3 separate regions of the Mus musculus genome follow, and all the other regions are linked to region 1. Evidence: chromatin loops called from intact Hi-C (ENCODE). Cell type or tissue: heart. All regions are shown on one strand. Region 1 holds the start of Cul5 (cullin 5). Region 2 holds the start of Atm (ataxia telangiectasia mutated). Region 3 has its middle 6.5 kb from the start of Ddx10.

Region 1 (8,000 bases):
TTCCTCAATCCTCATTTTTTTAGAGATGATTCTACATAACCTGCTCGCCCTGGGACTCTCCTGGCATTTACAACTTTTCAATGCTTTCTTTAAATGAAAACTTTTCTACACCCTAAAAGGATGGACAGCAGCACTTGATCGGGTGCCATCGATGTCCTATAAGGGAGGTCAGGATTGGGAGACAGTTCCTCAAGGGACAGAGAAAAGGTGGAAATAGACGGCCAGGCGTGAGAGAACTGGTGGGAAGGTGTGACATTCAGAGAAGGGAGGAAAGAGGTGAAGTGGCAGGCAGGCACTGCTGTCTAACTCACAGTTCCTGCAGAGTGCGAACAGAAATTAAGGAATGGGGTTGGGGGAGCATGGGGGGACCAGCCATTGAAACCTGCTAGGCAGCATTTTGCTGGGATTTTTTTCCCCTATTATGTCTTTGACACTCCATTCAGAAGGGACGGGCCCCAAGAGTCACAATGATGGGTTGGTGCGGCCCAGCGACACTGCTCTCGCTCCCAGCCGGGGTTGGTCCCTTGAAAGCATCGCTGCGAGTCGGTGAGCCGGCGGGAGGAACCCACCAGGTCCTCTGGACCCCCGAGGCCAGGGCCCGGCGTCGGGGTGCTCGGGCAACAGCCACCCCGGCTCATTCCGGTGGACAACCCCGAACCGCTCTCCTCATACACATCTTGCCGCTCCCACGGAGCCCGGTCCTTCCCCGGGAGCCGAGCGCATCGATGGCCGGGCAAAAGCCCGGCTGCAGCCGGGGGGACTTACCTTTAACAGATTAGACGTCGCCATGTTCTCAACTTGGACTCTCGCGAGACGGGGCGAGACTTGGCGGCGCTCGGGGCCAGGCCTCCTCGAGAGGCCGGGGTTCCCAGCAGGACCCCGCAGGCCGCGGCGGGGGATGCGGGGGACGCCGGAGCGGCGTGCCGTCAGCGCCGAGCTCGTCCCGGGCAGCCGTGCTTCCTCGGGCTTTCCAGCTACATGGTCACCCCGGCCTGCCCACGCGAGAGAGCGCATGCAAACGCTTGAGGAGACGCGAGCGGCGAATGGTGGGAAGGGACCGGGAGCCGACCAGACCGGGAAGAGGTAGTAGCCACTTCCTCGGGCCTCCCCAGCTCGCCTTCGCTTCTGCCGCTGGGCTTGCACCCGCTTGGGCCGCCGGCAACGACTTTATCTCGGCTTAGGGCCCGCACCTCAGGGTCCGTGGCGGCGTCACGTGACGCGGCGGGCGGGGGCGTGCTCGGGAGCAACCCAGGCGACAGCAAGCCACTGGGTCCCGAGGCCCGCGCGGAGGGTGCGAGCGCGCCCTCTGCTGGCTGGAGCCGGCGCAGCCCTCACGCGCTCGCCCCAGATCGGAATGGCTATTCAGAGCTCAGGATTAGATTAGCCTGGAAGGCTTCTTACTGCTGTCCTCAGGAAATGCTGACTGAGAGAAGGCGCCCAGTCAATTAATAAATGATGCACAAACGTACTGTTATTCCTATAAACAAAAAAAAAAACCCTGCTTGTTCAAGAAGTGATTGTTAATCTTGGGTTCCTTAAGACATATCCTAGAGCACCCTATAGTATTTTCTCCAAATTGCATCGCTTCTGATCACGAATCTCTGATCAAGGGAAGAGAATGTAATTTATACAGGGATCTCTCAGGTTAGCTGTTATTTAATGCATTATGCAAGTTCCTAATACTACCCTTTGGGGGTTTTAGTTGCTTGGTTGGTTGGTTGGATTGGTTTTTGACAGTTTCTCTATGTAGCCCTGGCTGTACTGAAACGCCATCTGTAGACCAGGCTGGTCTTGAACTCGGAGAGTGGAGGTAGGTGCCTCTGCCTCCCAAGTGTTGGGATTAAAGGTGTGGGAAACCACCACCTGGTATCAAATTTGTTTCTTTGAAACTCATCTCTCACTGTCCAACAATTTTAGTCTCAGTACTCAAAGCAGAGGCAAGAGGATCTCCGTAAGATTGGGGACAGCCTGGTCTACAGAGCAAGTTTCAGAACAGCTAGGTCAAAAAACCCAAGAAAACAAAAGTTTCTCAAACGTTGCTAGTGCATTCTTTATATTAATATAACCTGGGGTGCTACTTAGAAAAGCAGACTTTCAGGCTCCACTCTGAAGGATTTTATTTCATATATTATGCCTGAAAACTCCTTTTGCCCCAAGCATTCCAGGTAGCTATGTTTAAAGAAGACTTTCTATGTATTCTTGGATGGCCAGGAATTCTGTATGTAGACCAAGTTGACCTAGAACTCTAGAGTTCTGCCTGCCTCTGCCTCCAGAGTGACTGGTGGGATTATAGGTATACGCCTCCCTCGGAAAAGGCCAAGAGTTCTTTATATCTGCTTCGTGCTGGGTGTGGTGGAGCATGCCTTTAATCCTAGCACACTCTTAAGTTCCAGGCCAATTAGAGCTATAAAGTGAGACCCCTATCTAAACAATATAGCACTTAAAGTGAGTTAAGATTTGCTACTTTAGGACTGAAGAGATAGCTCAGTGGTTAAGAGCACTGACTGCTCTTCCATAGGTCCTCAGTTCAATTCCCAGCAACCACATGGTGGCTCACAACCATCTGTAATGGGATCCAATGCCCTCTTCTGGTGTGTCTGAAGACGGCTACAGCGTACCCATATGCATAAAATAAATAAATCTTAAAAAAAAAATCTGCTACTTCACAATGGGCCTTAGTTATCTTGTTTGTGAAATTAGTATTAAAACATCTATAGCATAGTGCTATGGCAAAAATTAAATGTAAAGGCTAGAGAGATGGCCCAGTATACTCACATACATTAAAAATAAAATAAAATAAAAAGGGTATCATAGTCCATTAAAAAAATAAAAATGACAAAACCGGGTGTGGTGCCGCTCGCCTTTAATCCCAGCACTTGGGAGGCAGAGGCAGGTGGATTTCTGAGTTCAAGGCCAGCCAGGGCTACACAGAGAAACCCTGCCTCAAAAAACACAAAACAAACAAACAAACAAGACATGATTCTATTCATTTTTGGTTTTGTTCTGTTGTTTTTCACAACAGAAAGATTTCTCTGTGTAGCTCTGACTCTCCTGGAACTCGCTCTTTAAACAGGATGGCCTTGAACTCGGAGATCTGCCTGCCTCTGTCTCCTGAGTGCTGGGATTAGAGTTTGCCACCACCTCAGCTGATTCCATACATTTTAATAGATTAATTACTGAATGCTGGAATTTATCACTCATGGCAGAAACCTTAAGTATTAATTAAACATTGTGAAAAGAACAGTGAAGAAGAAAAAAAAAGCCAAGGATGCAAAAATAGAAGGGAGAATAGTCCAGAGAGATGACTCGGGTAAAAAAATATACCGGCTGTCTGGAAAGATCCAGTTCTGTGGGGGATCTAATGCTTCCGGCCTCCGAGGGACTCTGTACTCACATACATATACACAGAGAGATACACATACACACAACACACATGTAAGTATGTTAATTTTGACATGCCATGACTAGCTCAAAGATTGGGCACTCCTAAACTTTCCCCTGCTAGTAAACACTCCCGTCTGGTACTCCTGAGACTCCTAAACCTTCCCATGCTTCCCGGGTAGCCAGTGGCCACTTACCCAACTTCTTGTACGAACAAGGCAAAGCTGTTTGGCCTTGCTCTCTTGCTGTTCTTATATCCAGTCCTTCCTCTCTTCCTCTAGTCTGGTTATCTAGCCCTTGCAATTCTCCAGGTCCTGCCCTCTCTCCATTGGCCCAGCCATTGTAAGGCAAGTCTTTATTACCAATCAGAGCCAGCTGGGGGCAGACTTTCTTTACAAACGGAGAACACCAGCCAATACAGTTTCTAAGCTTTGAACTTTAACCTCGGCATCTTGAGTCTCATTAGCCTCCATCCTCCTTTTAGGAAGAAATGTTTCAATCAAGGAGTAGCCACACAACCTGCCACCCCTCCCTTTGGCTTATATTCTTTCCATCCTTACTTCTATGATGCTTTCTGAGCTTATTGGGAGGCACGGGTGGTAATTGTAGGTACCCAGTTATTTTTTTCCATGGGAAGCTGAACACCGGGCCACTCTGCCACAGCCACAGTTAATTCTCAGGAGGTTAGCTAAGTGGTTAACGAGTCTCTGCAGTACACTGCAGGAAAGGAAATCCCTCCACGACAAACTAGGCTGACAGCTGCAGTAATTATGTGTATAATCACAAATGTTTAAAAGGCAATTTACAGCTGGGCGTGGTGGCGCACGCCTTTAATCCCAGCACTTGGGAGGCGGAGGCAGGCGGATTTCTGAGTTGGAGGCCAGCCTGGTCTACAAAGTGAGTTCCAGGACAGCCAGGGCTATAGAGAGAAACCCTGTCTTGAAAACAAACCAAAAAAAAAAAAGGCAATTTACTAGGCACATCATACTCATTTAACAGTGCAGTAGCAGTTGCTTCTCCACTGAGGCCTAAGACCTTCCCAGCCACTGGCATTTTGTCCTTTGTTACAGCACTGTGTGTAAATTTTCTTTGTGGAACAGACTAGAAGCTCAATCCTAAAATTAGTTGTTTACATTCCCAACAGTCATGCCACTGTGCACCAAGGAATGCATATCATTTCTCAGTGTAACATTAAGATCCTTATTAAGGACTGGGCAGTGGTAGCACACACTTTTAATCCCAGCACTTGGGAGACAGAGGCAAGGTTCGAGGAGAACCTGGTCTACAGGGAGAGTTCTGTGGACGTGGGCTGTAGCAAAGGCATATCTGCTATCCACATGGATGTTAATTTTCTTGCTGGCTCCAAGTTCCAAGGCCTTGGTGAGGGCAATTAGCTCCACTTTCTGTGTCCATGTGCCATGGGATAGAGGTGCAGGGGAATGGGTGGAGGTAGAGGTTCTGCCCAGATGACTTTTGTGCCATCCACCACAGCAGTACCTGCTTGTCTCTGACCTTCATGGAGAAAATTGCTCCCATCTATAAACCAGGTAGCCTCAGCTTTCAGCAGGCATCAGTTTGAGAGGTCTCTCCTTTTGGACCAGCAGGGAGTGTATGTGGGCCCCCATTTTGGAGATTATGTCCCAACAGAGTGTAGGGACGGTCTGGGGCAACCCTAAAAGAATGGGATACCCGGCCCATCCCTAGGTCCACTGTTCTTCGGGTAGTCCATGAATATATTTTGGTGCCAGTGGCTCCTTGTACCCAAGCTCTCTTCTTGGAAATGGCCATCAGCTTGGAGGACCAAGTGTTGAGCCCTGTGTCCACCAAGGATTGAGTGGGTTTCCTCTCTACTCCCAGAGTTACCCTGGGTTTTTTGAGAGGGGGTCCAAGCCCTGTCTCCCCTAATCACTGTCTTTATCCAGGGCTAAGACCTTTGCCTTTTGGGGGTGCTTTTCCCAAGGCCTGGGACTTCCTGCTCCCAGCTTCTGTTTGTTAGCGCACTCTTGAGCCCAGCAGCCTCTCTCTTTGCAGTATGTGCACTGGTCATTTTTAAGGGATTTTCTGTCTCTCTCTGGTTGGAGTCTCTCTTCTCTGTTTTCCCTAACTACTGTAGCCCAGACTTTCTGTAGATTCCTACCCTGTCACTTTTCTTTCTTTCTCTTTCTCTGCTCCTTCTCTTTCTGTTACCCTGTAATGGTAAACTTTCTCAGCAACCTACACTAAATTCCTCAATGGCTTATCCTGTCTTTCTAGCCTCTGAATATTTTTCCTGATATCTCTACTAGCCTGGTCTATAAAAGCCACTGTCACAGTAGCTTTATGCTCTTTGCTGCTGGGGTCATGGGGTGTATATTGGGTAAATGGCTTCATGAGCTGCCCTAGAAGGGCTGCGGGTGACTCATCTGGTTTCTGCTTAACCTCACGTACTTCGTTCAAATTTGTGGGTTGTCATTCCGCCCCCTTGAGACCTGCCAGTGTAGCCTGGTGTTAGACCTTTGGGTGCCCCTTGCCTTTTGCCATATTAAAGTCCTAGTCAAGTCTAGTCAGGGAAGGCCCACTGTCCATGACAGCCTGGTCAATCAATGGTGCCCCCATGTCTCTGGCTTCTGGCCTCCTGCATTATAAATAAAACAATCTCAGAGAGATTAACTGGCCCTTTGGAAAAAGGGTGAGGGTGGTTGGGCTTTCCAGTTGTATAAGTTGTATAAGTCAGCCAAAGAGAAGGGCCAATATTGCATAGCCTGATTGCCCATACGAAGCCCATATGCCCTCAGTGAGAGAGCCATCGTGGTATCAAGAGAGGTGGCTCTCAGGTCTCCTCCCATCCCTCCCTCCGGTAAAGAGGGGGTGCAATGACCCCAGACTCGTATGGGCTGAGGATGCCAGAACTGGTGCCATGGGGCAAGGGTAGGGAGATTTGGAGGAGGAGGGTCTTGGAGTACTAGGTCTGCTGTTGAAGGGTCTTGGAGGACCAAAAGTTTCACAGGTCCAGATCTTTCTTCCCGTGCTTCTTTCTTCCTTACGGTCAGAACCTGTGTGGTGGGAAAGAATAATTAACTTGTCTTTCAGTCTGTCCAATGTCCAAAAAATGTCATCCACCCAAGCGGGGGCGGGGGGGGAATGGAGTCCATTGGAATTTTCTAGCAGCTGAGCTGACCTCTTCACCACCATAGTATGGGTGATTGACAGAATTGGGGCTCCAATTTGTGACTGGATGCTTACTTATTCTGTCTGATGGTTTCGGGGGGTGGAATGGGGATATGAACAAAAACAGAAACAAAAGACTCGACCAGGCTGACCTTGAACTCAGAAATCCACCTGCCTCTGCCTCCGGAGTGCTGGGATTAAAGGCGTGCGCCACCACGCCCGGCCTAGATGTGAATCTTACCCTGCAAAGCAAAACCTAATTCTTCCCTTCTCCCCAGAGGCTGCCACCTCCAAAACTATTTCCTCTCTGCCCCTTATCTAAAGATGACCTGCCCTGCCTTATTCTCCTGACCTCTCAACCCCCTGCCCTCAGGATCATTGGTATGTTCACGAGGGCAAAGGTTACACAGGGGAGGAAATTGAGGGGTTCGGAAACCCTGTGAGTATGTTTGGTAATAACACACCAAGACCAGTTGCAGGGAGGCAGATCAACTTTACTTGGAATGATTCAAGGCTTATGTAATTTTGGGAACTTGGGGTGGTAACATCCGGGATGGGTTAGGGTATTGAAATACCTCATCGGCAAAGGAAAGCTTTTCAAGCATTTCAGGAATCTTGGGTCCTGAAGGAGAAAGGAAGTTGAACCTATAATCTAACTAAGGCTAGGAGATATTCTGCAGGTAGACATGGAGGGATGGGGGATTGAATTCCTCAGACAAGGTCAAAGAAAGGGACCCCTGATAGACTTTGACCATAATTAGCAAGAGTTTTCCCTCAACTCTCTTCCTGTGGGATAGGAGTGATGAACCTGGAGATTGTTCTGGATTTTCTGATGTTTCCATTTGACCTGTTTGTTTGCCTTCTAGACCCTTTTGGTTCAGTGTCCATGTCAGGTTTATTCTACCTTAAGTAGCTACAGACAAGGCAAGACTTGTAGGTCGGTTCTTGAACCTGGTACTCTGGCTCCCTCTAATGGCCACTGTTCTGCTTGCAGTAGTGGAGATGGATGGAGAGTGTTCCAGCCCCTATTTAAGGTGTAACCGCTGTGGTGTAACAACTAACTCCCATGACAGGGACTGCTGTCTCACTTGGACTTGATACAAGAAGAGGACAGATTTGGTCTTCAAAGTGAGTTCCAGGACAGCCAGGGCTATTCCTGTCTCGGGAAAAAAAAAAAAAAAAAGGACAGATTCAAAGAATCACACTCCCAGCACTTCTTGTTTTGCTGGGTAGGATGGGTGTTGAGACAGGACATCTCTACATAGCTCTGACTGGCCTGAAACTCAGAGATCCACCTATTTGATTCAAGTTCCCAAGTGCTAGCAGTAAAGACATGCCTGGCTTCCCAGCATCTCTAATGCTGTTTTCTTATACATAGTTGCACATCTAGTTATCTACTTTTCCAGTACCAGAAAACTTCAAACAACTTTAGCTAGTCCAGTTATCATTAAATAGAAAAACAAAAGATAGAG
Region 2 (8,000 bases), 130 kb before region 1:
CTGTCCTGGAACTTTTATGGCTCAGGCAGGCCTAGAATTCAGAGATTTGCCCACCTCATCTCCAGAGTGCTACCATCGCCCAGCTACTGTAACTTATGTTTAAAACAAATTTGAAACAGATTCTTATAGTAAAAATGAACAGAATCCTCATGTTGTTTTTGCTCTATTTGAGACAGAGTTTCCCTATATAGACCAGATAGGACAAGAACTCACTATGAAAGCCAGACTGGCCTGGCCTCCTGCCTCAGCCTCAAGAAAGCAGTATGACAGGAATCCTATGATGCCTCTTGTTTTCTTAAAACAATTTAGTTATTATTTATTTACTTTATGTATATGGGTACACTATAACTGAACAGATGGTTGTGAGCCTTCATGAGGTTGTTGGGAATTGAATTTTTAGAACCTCTGCTCACTCTGGTCGGCCCCACTAGCTCATCCCTGCTAGCTCCGGCCCATAGATTTATTTATTTTATACATAAGTACACTGTAGCTGTCTTCAGACATGCCAGAAGAGGGTGTCAGATCTCATTACAGGTAGTTGTGAGCCAGGACCTTAGGAAGAGCAGTCAGTGCTCTTACCCTCCGAGCCATCTCGCCAGCACCCTGATGCATCTTTCTTGTTGTTACAGGATATACATCTAAAATATTCTATCAAAGAAATGACATAAACCTTCCAGTGTTATGTATGTTTTTAAAACTTTCAGATAACCACTAAGGGTCAACTTCCTATGTAACACATAATGATATACAGCAAACAAAATTAAAGAGTAAAATGGCATCACAAAACAGAAAAAGAAACACAAGTTCAAAGAGGATACCTGAAAACAGCATCCCAATTCAGATATTTTCCTTGTTTGGAATCAGAATGCCTATCTAAATGTTGAACTGTTTCAGGATCCTGAATCAGGCGCTTAAATTTATCCACTTCTTTCTGAAAATAAAAAAACATAATAATAATAATAACATACTATGTTACCTATCACACATTTGCTTCAAGAAAAACAACTTCAAATACTATATTACCCTTCTTTCTGTAGCTCTGTCATGCTCTAACTGCCGGCAGCAAATGAGCAGATCATTGAGTGCTAGACTCATGGTTTAAGATTTCAGAACATGCATCCTCACCTGTAAAAAGAAATATACAAATTTCATTGATTTTTTTTTTTTTTTTTTGCTAAGGACTGGCTTGGTGCTTTAAGCATACTAAACATGTGATGTGCCAGTAAGCTGTACTTTAGACCTGTACGTAACTATTTTAGACATTAACTACACATTTAAACCTAACTATACATGCAGAGGCACACTGTGATCAAAGGCACAATAATTTTTCTTAACATTTCTATAGGACATTTTCTTAAAGTATATCAAAATTAGGCTCTAATTCTCAAATGTGTGCTTTGCCTAGCATGGTAATCTATTATTTTGAATAAAATGAAACAGTTCAGTATTATCTCTATAAAAGGAAAACATTCGCTGGGCGTGGTGGCACACGCCTTTAATCCCAGCACTTGGGAGGCAGAGGCAGGCGGATTTCTGAGTTCGAGGCCAGCTTGGTCTACAAAGTGAGTTCCAAGGCAGCCAGGGCTTCACAGAGAAACCCTGTCTCAAAAAACAAAAAAAAAAAAAAAGGAAAACATTCATTGATAACAGCAAACAATATTTGTTTCACATGTACAGTGTATCAGGTTAGGCATGCTATGGACAGCTAGAAAATAACTGAACCATACTGATACACAGCCTACCCTCTTGGAGACATCTGGTGACAATGGTGATGATACAAGTATTAATCCATAGTTCCAAGTTGCAACTTATGCCTCAAAGGAAATCAAAATACAGTAGAAAACAAAAGAAGAGAACAGAGAGTGCCACAGCACATTAGTGTAATCCCAATACCAGTGGGAAGGTAAAGAAAGGAGGATAGAAGTTTAAGGTCACCCTCAGTGAGATCAATGCCACACTGAGCTAAAGAAGCTCATACCCCCCCCCAAATTACAACAGTTTATCATTTAGATTAAATTGTTATGAATTAAGTAAATGCAAGATCTGAATGAACTGAATGGCAGAAAGAGGCAGAAAGGGGGGGGCAGTGAGGGAGAGGAGAGGGAGAGGAAGGGAGGGAGGGAGAGGGAGTAGGGGAGGGAGGGAGGAGGGGGAGGGAAGGAAAGAGAGAGAGGCAGGTAGATCTGTTGAATTCAAGGCTAGCCTGGTCTACAGAAAGAGTTCCAGGACAGCCAGGGCAACAGAGAAACCCTGACTCAAAAACAAACAAACCAACCAACCAAATAGTGGTGGGTGGCAGAACCAAAGCTATCCAACTAGATGAAGAGAGCTATCAAGTGAACAAATGCTGAGACATTAAAACAAGTAACATAGTTCAGCTCCCAACATTCAACTAAAAAAGCTTCCTAAGCAACAGCCCCTGAACAGACAAATCAAATCTTCCTTTTGAGGGTTCAGTCAAGTTGATGCATTTTGACAATAATTACATCTCCCCTTCCCAGAAATAACCCCACCTGTGGCATGTTAGTCTTGGCTAGTGGTAAAAAGCACTGGGGCTCAGTCAGGTATTGCAGGCCTAGGGGAGGCTCAGGCAGCACAATTGTGAGTTAGGGGCTAGCCTGGGTTGCAAAAGGGTGGGTTCTATGGTCAGGCTGTATTGTTCGGATCCAGGTCCATTCAATTAACAGTTATCCAACCTGCAACATGTTGGTTAAACTGGCACCTGTTTTCTGGATGCTAGATGAGAAAATGATACCAGTATCTACTTTAAGGAGTTCGTTTCCGTTTCTGTTTCCCTCTCCCCCACCACACACCTACTTTCTCTTTCTCTCTCTTACTATCTCACTCTTTCTCTCTCTCTCTCTCTCTCTTTCTCTCTCTCTCTCTCTCTCTCTCACACACACACACACACACAGCAAATATTCAGTATAACTGTCATCCTGTTACTGTCTTCTCTTACGATCGCTTTATAAATCTATTTGATGACTGTTTTTTTCCTCCTCTTCTTGCTCTCATCCCTTCCTCTGGCTTCAATACACTGGAAACTTGCAAAATCTGTATCACTCAATAACAAGAGCTCGTTACACTTTGTGCCTTTCCATGCACTTCCTTCTGTCTGAAAGCTTCGCTACCATCTTGCAGAAGAATTTACACCCGGCAAGATCTAGCAGCAAAGTCGATTCTTTCAGGCTCAGTTTCCACAGAACCAGTCCTTCCTCGGCTAACACAGTTTTTCCTATCACATTGTCGCTTTGAAAAAGTAGCTGTCTACTTATCTGTGCCAGGTGGCGGGGGTGGGACCGGGGAAGGAGCGCAGGTTAAACATTTTCAAAGGCTCAGAGTGGCTGCCACTTACCTACTACAGACAACACAGGCAATACAACTGACAATGAGAATACGAGACTGTGATTTCCAAGGGCCAGTGCTCTTAACTACGAACATGTGCAAACCTGTAGCTTAAATATAAATAAACGCTCTGAGACTAAAGTATGAGATTTAAAAAATCTAGATCGACCAGAACCCTTAAGATGACAGATAGGAAAGAGGGACGTGCAGAAGGGAAGATTTAGGCTCACTCCATCTAGGGTCTGCAGAAAGAGGGAGAAGATGACGGCCGTTCTGCAGAGAAGGGGTAAGAGCCATTCGGAAGCTGAGGAAAGATGGGCTCAGAAGAGAATTTTCCCCTCACAGAAGTCCCCGAGCGTTCGTCCCTCGCTCCTACCGCTGCATTCTGCCTGCCAATGCAAACCCAGGTCGCTTCGCCTTTTCCCGCGTGCACGGATCTAGCAGCTGGTTCTGTACGCACGCCTTCCCGCTTCCGGCTCTATAAAGCAGCAAGTTGGTAAGGCACGGGTGCCCCAAAGGAAGAAGTCGGCATGCGCCGCCGCACGACTGCGCTTGCGCGTAGGCATCACGCGCTCTCCAACTCAAAACACTCGCTCCCCTCAAAACAGTCTCCCGGCCTGAGGAAACGCGCCTGCGCAGTGCGCACCAATGGCGATTGCCCTCGCTCCCGCAACTCCGCCCAGGGGCCGACGCTCCCACAGCCGGCCACCAGGTCCTCTCTGGCCACAACCCTCCGCAGACGGAAATGACGACGGTTCCGAGGAGAACGGAGGCGGGTTTCATTTCGGCGCCTTTCTGTCTCCCGCGGAAGCGATTGGTTAGTGTGGCACGAAAGAGGCGGGACAAATTGCCGCGGGTTCAGCACCTCCAGTGGAACCGGGAGATGCGGCGGCGCCGGGGCTGTCGCCGTGTTTGCTTTGAGTTGAGTCTCGTCCCTTCAGGCCGCTCCCTGTGCAGCTCGGATCATGCTGTTACCCTCGGATGTAGCCAGGCTGGTATTGGGTAAGCGGCGGCCTGGGAGGGCGGGTGATCGGACCCGGGCTGAGGGGACGGAAAGACCAGGGGCTGAGGGGGAGGGCTGCTCGGGGTGGGGAAGCTCTGAGGAGTGGTCTGCTCCCGTCCAAGTTCAGACTAGCGGAGAGGCTCGGTCCCTCGGCGCCTTGGGACAGTCGAAGCTCCTCGGTGTAGGGATGTCCCTTCTCCTCCTGCTGCGCGATGGGGGCAGCCGAAGGGAGAAAGAAGCTCGGCGGGGAACACCTGGGGCCTGGATTCCGAGGCACAGCCAGGCCCGCTGGGACACCTGAAGGAGTGTCGCCTGCGTGATGGACGAGGCTGCGTGTCCCCTACCCTTTCCCTTGTCAAGAGCCGGGACTGATAAAGGAAAAGGCGGGGGGACCCCCGCTTCCCCGGCCGCCCAGCCTTGTGGAAAGACTTTCCGACGCCCTTACCCATAACCCGACCTTAGCACTGGGAATTTGGGACACAGGGAGGGCCCCACACCCCTGGCCCACCATAGTGGCTTGAAACGCCAATTGCATATTTCAGAACGGCAGCGTGTCGTGTTCTTGAGCAAATATTTAGGAGGTACGACGACTGACTTCTGGTTGCACACGTTCTAGCCCTCGTTTTCCTCCATTTTCGAAAAGGGTTTGTTCATAGACCACTGGTTGGTCGGGAGATACTGTCTCTGGAAAAGACTGTTTTCGTTGTTTGTCCTGTGAAAGAATAAAAGGGATTGTTCTGTAGGGAACAAGAGCCTCTTAGGCTCAAAACTGGACAGTGACTTTGAAACGTTATTTGGGACATCTCTAAAAGAAAGTGGTCGAAGTATGAGGACTCATTCCATAGTTTCCACAGCCGTTACGAACATTTGCTTTGTGCCCAGCCCTGTCCAAAAAATAAAAATTGCACATTAGGCAGGACTTATTTAAGAGGCTCTGTACGATTCTACTGTCCATTTTTTGAGAAACTTAAATACAAAAACTAGTGTTTTGAATGTTTTCATCTTCATCAGACTTGGATAGTTAAATTTATACCTGTGATTTTTAAACTTAGCTTTCTTGTAATTTTAAAATTAGGCTCATACAAAATTGGTTAAAAGTAGACTCACATGATTTTTTTTCTCCCCACCTATACGTATTGTTTAGGTAAGAACTGCGACTTTTAGCAGTCTTGTGATCCATATAAAATTCCATGATCATAGCCTCAAAAGTGGCTTTTGGAGTTTGGTAGTATGAACATTGAAAAGTGGATAATTTTTATGAGGATTTTTCCATGTTTTCTTTCCTCAGATTTTATGGGATGCTTAATAGCAACCCTGATTTCATTAGATACAAGTAGGATGTCATTCCTTCATGTAAGAAAGGGGGTGGGGAGGGGCTTTATATACTGTCAGCATATCCCCTGAAGAGAAAGTCCTGCCTTGTTAAGAAAACCTTAAGGAAATGACAGGGCCTTTCTAATTGGAATAATTATGTTTCTGCCCCACTAACAAGGTAACTTATTCTCTTGATGCCTAGAAACTCAAGTTGTTGCTTTTCATCCTTAAAATCATCTTTGTTGTTCAGATTCTGCTTTCAGTGCCATGAATTCCAGCATGCCTCCCATTCTGTTTTGGAATTGTGATGCCTTTCCTCATACTCTACTTGCAATTCATGTATACTCGGGTTGCAAATATTGCTGAAGCATCTAAAAATTGAACCTCTTTTGAACTTGGAATACAAAAAAAGCCTCCCACTATTTTCAGTTCTGTGATTTAGTACTATCTTTACACACACACACACACACACACACACACACACACACACTTCTATCTACAGGTTTATTGCTTGCTCAGGGTCCTTCTGTGGTACCCCCTTACCATCTTTAGCCCCTCTTTCTTGATTGCATATGGTCTTTGTTGTTGGTTGTTCTGTTGTCTTGTTCCAAACACTGCCAGATTTTTAAGCATAAGAGGAAAAGTAATTTTACTTAACATTCACTTCTTTCTTTCTTTATTTTTTTTACCCTTTAATACCAAAACATTTTTCTCAACTCCCTCTCACATTGTCCAGTGCCCTGTGTCACCCAGGAGATTACTAGTAAAACCGCCTGTTACTTAGTAGCTTTACTAGTTCACGTTCCTCTAACTCTTCAGCTTACTGCACTGAATTATTCACCTAAGTGTTCTCTACTCAGCCAGCTATTTATTGCCTCGATGGAATTTTTCAAACTCTTGTAGAGACCAAGATACATTGCTTGCTGCCTCTAGGTCATCAGTTTGGCTTTTACTAATATGTCATAGGAAGTGCTCTGTGGAGCTGGTTTCTACCCAGCCTCATCTTTTCAATATTTGCGCTAGGCTACAGTATACTAAAGTACTTACATTTTTTGAAATAGTATATTCCTTTCCCCCTGTGTTCCTTGTATTAAAGGTTCAAGTTAAATGTGATATCAGAAAGTTCTTTCAGTAGCCACTGTCCTATTAAAGTAACTTTGTTGGTGGATAAGAGATTTTCTTGGTGAGGTACACATAACAAAATTGATAATTACAGCTATTTTTAAGTTTATGGTTCTGTAGTATTAGTTACTACTGTCTACCTCTAAATTTTCTTTCTTCTTACTAAACTGAAACTTTCTTAATCAGTATTCTCTATTCAAACAAGAATTTTTGGATTCAAGTTTCAGAGTTCTTAGGAACTTCAAAAATGTTAAGTTCTATGTATAAAAGGAGCACTTTTACGATTGAAGGGTTCAGATTTTTTTTCAATTTCATAACTAGGTTAGTTTCTGTATGAGTTGGTGTCCATTCAGAAAACAGAAACTAAGTCCTATGTTTAATGTGATAGGATTTAATGAAGGACTTGGTTACACAGGTGGTGCCAAAGCTTCTTAGCTTATGGGATGAAGGAACTCAGCACAGCAGGAAGCCATGCTAATCCTGGAGACAGGGCGTTATACAGCATCCCAGAGACAACTATGTGGAAGATGAAACTGAAGTCTTGTCTCCTAAGGGACTGTCTGTAGTCAGAGCAAAGATTCGTGAGACAATCAGGGAATAAGGCTTCTTCCTTCTGAATTCCAGTCTGATACAAGCCCTTCCCCTTTTAGAACCGTAGCCGGAAGCCGTGATAGGTGAACCGGGTAACTGCCTGCTTGAAGTCTAGCTTCCAAAATAGAGTCCTAGAAAATAAAGAACTGGTTTAAGGGCAAAAAGAACTAATACTGGCATATTCTTAAGAGATCGGGAGCCATTGGTTTTATTTTCTTTTATATTGAAGACAATGATATAATAAACATTTACCAGGATGCAATTGTAATCATTCTACATCTTGAATAATACCTACACTCACTGCTGACACTTGAAGTGTTTCATGTTTGTGTTACTTTATTTTTAAATCTCTGTGTGTATGTGTGTGCATGAATGCACACCACATTTTGGTTTTGTGGAGCCCAGAGATATTAGATTTCTTGGAGCTGGATTTGCAGGCAGTTGTGAACCACCTTGAGTGGGTGCCAGGAATCATACTCGGGTCCGTGGAAGAGTAATATACACTCTTGACTGATGAGCCATCTCTCCAGTCCAGTTTTCTGGTTCTTAACCATTTTGTCTTTTCATTTGAAGCTTATTAACTATTCTTTTATGCAGCGCTCATACTAGGCATGGTCCCCAAACA
Region 3 (8,000 bases), 420 kb before region 1:
CTAGACATGGAAGGGAAATTGGATCTATGAAATCTCAATAATGTTGTTGGTTGAAAAACCCCTGCATAATGACAACACCAGTAGACATGCCACCATAGATGGGGAAATTCCACAAGTCCCTGCCACTAGAGGCAGAGCTACAGGAAATGAATAGCTGCTGAGAAAGAGAGGAGAATCAGTTTTCTTTAGGAACAAGCCCCTGAATAGGTCATCCAATCCCAAGTGGTCGGCCCCAAACACATGCACAGATGAGCAATACTAAATAGAATCAGTAGGTCACATGCACTTATAAATAAATAAATAAATAAATAAATCTCTTTTTAAAAGATTTCAGAGTTCTGACACTTACCTCACAGTTAAATAGACAGCTGCATATTTCCTGACTGTTTGTTTGTTTGTTTGTTTTTCTATAACATTGTTCCAGGGAAGGTAAACAGATCCTGGATCTTCTTCTGCCTGGTTTTTCCTTTACCAGTCTCTGATTCCTTATTTAAAATATTAAAAAAAAAAAACTGGCTGGAGATGCAATTCAGAGTGCTTGCTTATCATACACAAGATCCTGAGTCCAGTCCCCAACATTGAATAACATTAGACATCACAAGATGTCTAATAAACATTAGACATCACAGTGCACACCTGTAATCCCAGAACTCAGACGATATAGGTAGGGGCCGTTGGGACTTTAAGATTATCCTTGGATACATGCCAAGGGCAAGATCAGCTAAAGCTATTCAAGACCTTGTCTCAAAAAGCAAAACAAGAAAACACTTGAAAAAACATATAGGAAAAACTAAGGTATCAGGTTTAAGAATCTTAGTCCACCCCTCAAAAAAAATCTGCAGAATAACATCTATGTTCACATAAATACAAGGGCCCCCTCCACCCATCATTTTGTTTTCTGTGATTTTTTTTAACCAACAGTCAACTGCAGTCCAAAAATAATTAATATTTGTCTTGATTCTCCCATATAGTAGAACCATGGAACTTTATTTCAGTACATTGTTATAACTGTTCTGTTTGATTAGTAATTACTGTGTCTAATCTATGTGTTACACTGAATCAGAGGTCTGAGTGTATAGGGTAAGCATGCTATATATGAAGTAGTGTAGCATGGATCATAAAACTTGGTGGCTCTCACGTGCTGAGAGAGAGGCCAAAGGAGGACCAATCTCAAGCAGCTGAGCCCTGACAGCTTACCTCACAGACAGAGGACAAGAACACAAATTTTCTCCTTATTTCATTTTTGTTCTGTAAAATTATAACACTGTCATAGGAAAAGAGAGAGAAGCTAGAAGCCTGTGTCTCCTTGGTTGAACCAAACTGCAAAGAAATCTATTTCACTTTATCAATTTCTATCTCTTGATTTTTTTTTAATACAAGGAAACTCTGAAGGCAGACTTGTGGCCCACGTACCTGGTGATGTCTACACAGTTTGGAATTACCCATGGCTTTGGACGTTCCTAAGGATGTACAGTGTGTCCCCTATGGAGAAGAAGGCATTACATGTTGTTTGTTTGGACTTTGTTTCTTGAAACAGGTTCTCAAGTAATCCAGGCTGGCTTTGAACTCTTCATCCTCCTGCCTGTATCTCCTACCTGTCTTATGACACCTGACTTGAGTTGGGTTTTAGAAATCCACAATCTGCTCTTTAAGCTCTCACCTTTCTTACTCTTTAGCCCTCCTTCCCTCTCTCTCTTTCCCCTCTCTCCACGTGGCTATGGCCGGCCTCTCTCCCTCTTTCTACCTTATCCCTTTCCCCCTGCCTTTCTACAATAAAGCTCTAAAACATAAAAAAAGAAAGAAAGAAAGAAATCCACAAGTCTAATAATACTTATTTAAGATAATTAAGCAATACATAATGTTTAACAAATGGTAATGATGTTAAAAGTTTAACCACTCTCTAAATAAAACCCTTTTCTTCTCAGAACTCCATATATTCACTTTGAAAAATATCTTTTAAGCTGGGTGGTAATATCACATGCCTTTAATCCCAGCACTCAGGAGGCAAAGGCAGGAGGATATCTGAGTTTGAGGCCAGCTTGGTCTACAAAGCTAGTTCCAAGACAGGCAGAACTACACAGAAAAACCCCATTTGGAAACAAACAAAATTTTAAAAGAAAAGAAAAAGAAAAACATCTATTAGAACTTATTATATTAATCAAGATTCTGGAAAAGAGCGGAACTGATAGAATAAACGTATATGCATATATATTTTAAAGGGGATTGATTAGCTTGGTTTACAGGATGTAGTCCAGGTAGTCCAGCAACTTTTGTTGAATTAAATTTTTTTGTATTAAGGAAAAGTGTTTTTTAAAGGAACCTGCACAGTAAGACCTTTCCATGAGCTCAGAGAAAGCCAGAGGCACTCAGGGAAAATCAATGCATGCATCCTATTTCCTCTTCCCATTTAGTTGTGTCTAGGGGATTATGTGTTTAGTGAACAGATTGTCTAAAAGAAATTCAAACAGATCCTAATCGTGAATCCAATTATAATTAAGAAAATAATTCATATCAGTTCATGTTTACTGTCACTAACATTGACAAGCCTCTGGAATATTAACATATGAAAAGACATATCCATATGATCCACATGATTTTAATTCATATGATCTATAAATAATATTGATATTCTTAGCAAAGGTATCTCCACTTACTAGTGTTATATAAAAACTTATGTGGGTATCAGCAGCAGCAGGTGACAATAGCAAACTCCTAGCAGCCTAAGGATTTCCTCCCACTTAGAGACACTCAGATAATGCCAGATCCTCGACTTCCCTCAAAAACTTCTTCAGGATTTTTTTCTCAGTGAGATTCTGGACTTAGCCAGAGTGAAGCCAAGTTAGTGAGTTTATCAAGTTAGTGAGTTTAGATAGAGCCATGTAGGAGATGAATAGTATACTAACCAAAGACATTGGTACAGATTTACTGAGAGCCAGATGTCCTTGAGTGTCTTAAACACACACATATACATATATGAATACATATATATATATATATATATATATATATATATATATATATATATATGATCCCGTAGCTTTCTGAGTTATAGTCATCAAAGATTAAAGGGGAATTTACAAGGTTAAAGATTAAGAAAAACTTAAAATTTTAGAATGATTAAAGTTAAATAAAAATATATGAGTTGGTATGTTATTTATTTAACTTTTTATTTTGTGTCTATGGGTGTTTTGCCTGACTGTATGTATATAAACCACATGCACATCGTGCCTGAAGAAGACAATACAGGATGTCTGACCACCCAGAACTGGAGTTACAGACAGTTGTTAATCACTGTGGGGGGTACTGACTGGGAACTGAACCTGGGTCCTCTGAAAGAGCAGGGAGTGCTGTTATCTGACGAACCATCTCTCCAGGCCTCATGCTTACATTTTATATTATTATTTTTTTCTTGTGTCAATGAAATTGTAAGGTGGTCTTATGAGGTTTAAACTTAGAGAGGAAAAAGGAGGGCTAATAAACATGGTTAATTGTTGTATTTAACACCCTTGTTAGAGACATCTTTAGGAAAACACATATTATCTCTGTATGTATTAAGTTGACGGGTCTTTTTGTTTGTTTGGTTGGTTGGTTTGGTTTGGTTTGGTTTGGTTTTGGTTTTCGAGACAGGGTTTCTCTGTATAGTCCTGGCTGTCCTGGAACTAACTCTGTAGACCAGGCTGGCCTCGAACTCAGAAATCTGCCTGCCTCTGCCTCCCAAATGCTGGGATTAAAGGTGTGTGCCACCACGCCCGGCTCTAAATTGACATTTCTTTACTCTCAGCAGGAAAAGTAAACTAGATTCCAGGGGAGGGGCATTCTTCCTTTCTCGTGTCTTCTCGACTTTTCCTCCTCATGTCTCCACACCTAAGAGTTCTAATATTCTAAAAATGCTTGAAAACTCGTTCCCTAATCACGTTCAACTTCTAGCACTAGCCACTACATGAAAACTTAGGACTGCTCATTATTTAGTTCACTTCTGGCCAGCAGGTGGCAGCAGAAGATTAAGTGCCACTTTCCCCTGGGGCTTAGATTCAGTTTGCCATGCATTTTTATAGCCACCAAGTACTTTGTTGGTGAGTTGGCCTGTTCTTCTACATCATTGAGCCTTTGAGATGTTTGCAGTTAGTACTCTTCAAATTGTCTAGAATAGTTCTGAGTTGCTTTTTTTCCCACATACTGTTTTTCTTTTTTTTTTTTTAAGATTTATTTATTTATTATATGTAAGTACATTGTAGCTGTCTTCAGCCACTCCAGAAGAGGGAGTCAGATCTCGTTAAGGATGGTTGTGAACCACCATGTGGCTGCTGGGATTTGAACTCTGGACCTTCGGAAGAGCAGTCGGGTGCTCTTACCCACTGAGCCATCTCACCAGCCCCATACTGTTTTTCTTAACAGCAGTTAGGAAATGCCATACAGAGCTGGGTTTGTTACATACACTGTCTCTAAGCATCTCCCAACCTATTTTCCAGGGGATGAAGCTAATCTGAGAGGTGATAGAGCTCAGTCCACAGAGAGCTTGCCTAGCTTTTGTGGGGCTCTGGGTTCAGTCCCCAGCAGTACATAAAACTGGTTGTGGTAGTTCGTGCCTGTAATTACAGCATGGGAAGGTAGAAAGGCAAGAGAATGAAAAGTTCAAGGCCATCCTTGGCTTCATAACAAGATTGAGACTAGCCTAGAAAACATAAGACACTGTCTCAAAAATAAGTAAATAAATAAGCAAACAAAACAAAAATCCTCCAATATAAGAAGGATGAATGATATTCAAGAGGATCAACAACCTGATAAATGAAGGCCCACACTGCTGGGTCTGTCTTCAATAGAAACTCTTAAATGTCTTTTTGATAAAGTGCTGGAGACTGCTGTAGGCTATGATGAGGCAAAGGATGCATTAAAGGTGCTAATGGCACCAAAGGCTGAGATGGACAATGAATGATAGGCTTCATTCACTCCTGAGATACTACAAAGTGTTACAGCTGTTTTAGAAGACGGGTTCTTATAAACCTACATATTCTCTAAACATACAGCCACCACACTGTACCCAACAGGTTTGAAAGCTTATGTCTGCACAAACATCCACAAACAAATGTTTAGAGCCATTGTTCCATTGTTACAAGTTGAATTTGAAATGTCCCACAGTTTCACACGTTGAAGGCTTGGCCCACAGCAAGTAATAGTATTACTTACTTAATTAAAATTATTTAATAATATTATTAAACTGTGGGGTTGTGGAAAAACGTAGACCTAGCTGGAAGAAGTCTGTAACTCAGGGCAGGAAGGGGAAAGTTTGGAGCCATCTTGTCTCTGCCCCTTCCTTCCCTCTGCTCCACAGCCTCTCTGATGTAAGCAGCCTCCGCTGTGTAGGTCCCACCACCATGACAGTCTGCCTCATATCAGGCCAGAGCAGACGCTTTGGAGGAAACTTCTAAAGCCATAAATTACATAAAAATTTCCTCCTTTTGGACATTTACAACAGTGACCACATCTACCCTACCCTCCCCCCCCCCTAAAAAATAAACGCAGGTAAATTTTTCAGATAACTTACAGTAGTTTGGAATAGAGATTGCGATCACAGACAACCTTGTCATGATTAGTGGTAAGTAATCCTATCAAATGATTATAGAAATGGTATAAGCAAACCTTTGAAACTGCATAGAAAACCAACCATCAACACAAAATACTGTTCTCATGTAAGACTATTTACCCTCATCACCAGTTGGTCCAGGGCCAGCCATGAAGATGCCCGCTGAGCAGCCCACGCCTGAGTTCCACCCTCGGGACATGCGTAGCCACTGAGCCTTCTCTCCAGCCCCCATTATTCATTCACTGTCAACAAGATTTTGGACATAGGCATGTGATGGGCAAACTGACATACTTTTAACAAAGAAAGAATTATTAATAACTTACCTAATATATAAATTAGGTCTGTCCTGGGCAAAAATGGGACATACCGGTCTCTCCTCAAATTGCTCCAGTGACTATTATAGTAAGTCTAGTGACATTGTTTCAAATAACAAAATGTCAATTTTTATTTTAGAGGTTGGGTTTGAATGAACTAACTCTGTCCTCTATCAAAATCCCACAGTGAAATGAAAATACAAATCATCGTCGTATTACTTAATGTAGAAGATAATAAAGCCCTAGATCTTAAAATTATATTTACAATGCCAAAGACTACCTCTCCTTAGTTTAATTTGACATGGGTTGCTAAGCCGAACTGAACATAATTATATCCTAGGACAGTCCTAAATTAGTGCATCAAACACCATCTGTTTTAGGCCGCCTCCCCACAGCCCAGCAATTATGCACTTTCCTCCATCTCAAAATTTCCTGTTTTTAGTGGATATTTCTCTTTGCTTTTTCTTTTTATAAGAGAATAATATAATTAAAGCACAGGTTCCCCTAATGGGCTGCTATTTCCCTGCCATTCCCCCTCTCCTTTTCAAAAGTATGAGGCAGGTATATTAAAACTATTTGCATATGCATAGTGAATTAGGAGTTATATAACCCTGCCACCAACTGTAGCTTGGCCATCCGTACTGTGCAGAAGATCTTTGTGAGCATGCTCAGTAAAGCATCCTTAGTGAAAAGTCTTGTAATAATCATCTGGGAGAGTTTTAAGTGATCTGCACATACCCGGGGTGATTTTGAACAAATATATGAGATCTATAAATATAGAGAGAATCTATATATGATCTATCTATATGATCATATATATGATATATCCTGTCTGTCTATCTATCTATCTATCTATCTATCTATCTATCTATCTATCTATCTATCTATGCACGGGAGACAGCTGCATGTATTGCACCCAGACATAGCTTAAAGCTGCCTGTAAGTCCCTGAGGGCAGGCCAGAGGAAATGCCTGATTGCTAACACAGCCACTTTTTACCACCTATCCTACCACCACCCCAGATCTCTTCTCTTTTATCTCTTTCTCTTACCTTTCTTTAATATCTGTCTTTGTTCTCCAGCCTATTATCCACTCAAGAGTTAAAGTGATCTAGTTAAAGTCCAAGCTATATTAGTTCACCCCTCTCCTCAAAATTCTCTAAGGTTCATTGTTCTACACAGCATAAAAGGGAAAGTCCTTACTGTGGGGTTTTGAATGGGATGGGAGAGGGTTCAAGAGGACGCTGACACTGATACTCCAGGATTGAGTTTGTTGTAAGAGTTGTTAATGCTGTAGACTGAGAGGTAAAGCTGAAACAGTGTGGCAGGGCTCCCAAGGAGAGCTGAGACCCCCAACACTAGGAATAGGGAGTGCATGTCAGTTCTCTGAAGACAATGGAAGTGGCAGGACCAGGGTCTGTTCTTTTTATCTTTTGAGGATGGGAAGGAGGTTTACAGCGAGTCAGCAGCCAGGCTCCCTGAATCCACACCCCTTTTCCCTTACCCCTCTCCCTAGGCGGGGGAAGAGGGTGGGGGGCAGGATATGCATGGAATAAATAGCCTTTGAGGCTATTTATTTCCTAGTGTGAAACCCTGCCCACTGTCTCTGCAGGGCTCCAGTCAGAGTCGGGAGACAGAACTGCTGCCCTACAGCTGCTCTATTCTATCCACCACTGCATCCTTACACTTGGGCCCTGTAAAGCTCCAAGTGGTCTGAAGGCATGCTTTTACCTCTCTAAAAACAGCGTGTCCCTGGGAAAGCAGGATCTAAAGAAAGGCAACTAAAGTCTCATGCAATAGCCAACTTTATTCAGAGCATAAGACAGTTTACACTCTTAGGGTTAAGAGAAGTCAACTGAGTAAAGTGTACAATCACAAGGACAGGCAGCACGTGGACAAGAACATGTGTTTCCAATATGGATATATGAACAACAACAGCTAAAGTAAGCTCACTCCTATTTGCTATACCGGGGAGGAGCACGGAAACGCATTCCAAGAACAGTTCTGTGTTTTGAAGAAACTTAGGTCACAAGACTTTCAGAGTTTTCTCACAAGCTTTCAGAATACTCAAGGGCTCCAGTCTTAACTGTGTTCCAGCAGCGTGCCA

The links. Peaks named below come from ENCODE experiments on the same cell type or tissue, not always from the same donor. Only the 100,000 strongest peaks of a DNase experiment are listed, where the experiment ranks them.
Region 2: a loop joins it to region 1, with 2.7 times the contacts of the local background. A loop is called at or near these places in 3 of 42 quality-filtered maps.
Region 3: it touches region 1 in a loop (2.6-fold over the local background); 13 of 42 quality-filtered maps call a loop at or near these places.

Annotation. Positions count from the first base shown.
Region 1 is chr9:53,666,273-53,674,272 of GRCm38, forward strand. Cul5 (cullin 5) reads right to left here and starts at 1,235. Exons shown (of 19, transcript NM_027807.4): 1 at 766-1,235. The coding sequence starts at 789. It overlaps Gm16124 (predicted gene 16124), which reads left to right and starts at 821. Exons shown (of 2, transcript NR_166653.1): 1 at 821-1,083. In heart, CTCF peaks have their summits at 3,734 (motif pointing right) and 7,506 (motif pointing left); DNase peaks (open chromatin) are centred at 819, 1,229 and 7,499; H3K4me3 peaks cover 1,477 bases; H3K27ac peaks cover 1,383 bases.
Region 2 is chr9:53,532,842-53,540,841 of GRCm38, forward strand. Atm (ataxia telangiectasia mutated) reads right to left here and starts at 3,830. Exons shown (of 63, transcript NM_007499.3): 1 at 3,722-3,830; 2 at 1,024-1,125; 3 at 819-931. The coding sequence starts at 1,095. Npat (nuclear protein in the AT region) reads left to right here and starts at 4,206. Exons shown (of 18, transcript NM_001081152.1): 1 at 4,206-4,347. The coding sequence starts at 4,311. In heart, a CTCF peak has its summit at 4,054; a DNase peak (open chromatin) is centred at 4,030; H3K4me3 peaks cover 3,350 bases; H3K27ac peaks cover 2,567 bases.
Region 3 is chr9:53,250,571-53,258,570 of GRCm38, forward strand. No RefSeq gene overlaps it. Among named protein-coding and RNA genes, the nearest start is that of Ddx10, 6.5 kb to the left of the region's middle. In heart, a CTCF peak has its summit at 3,983 (motif pointing right); no DNase peak of the experiment used is centred here.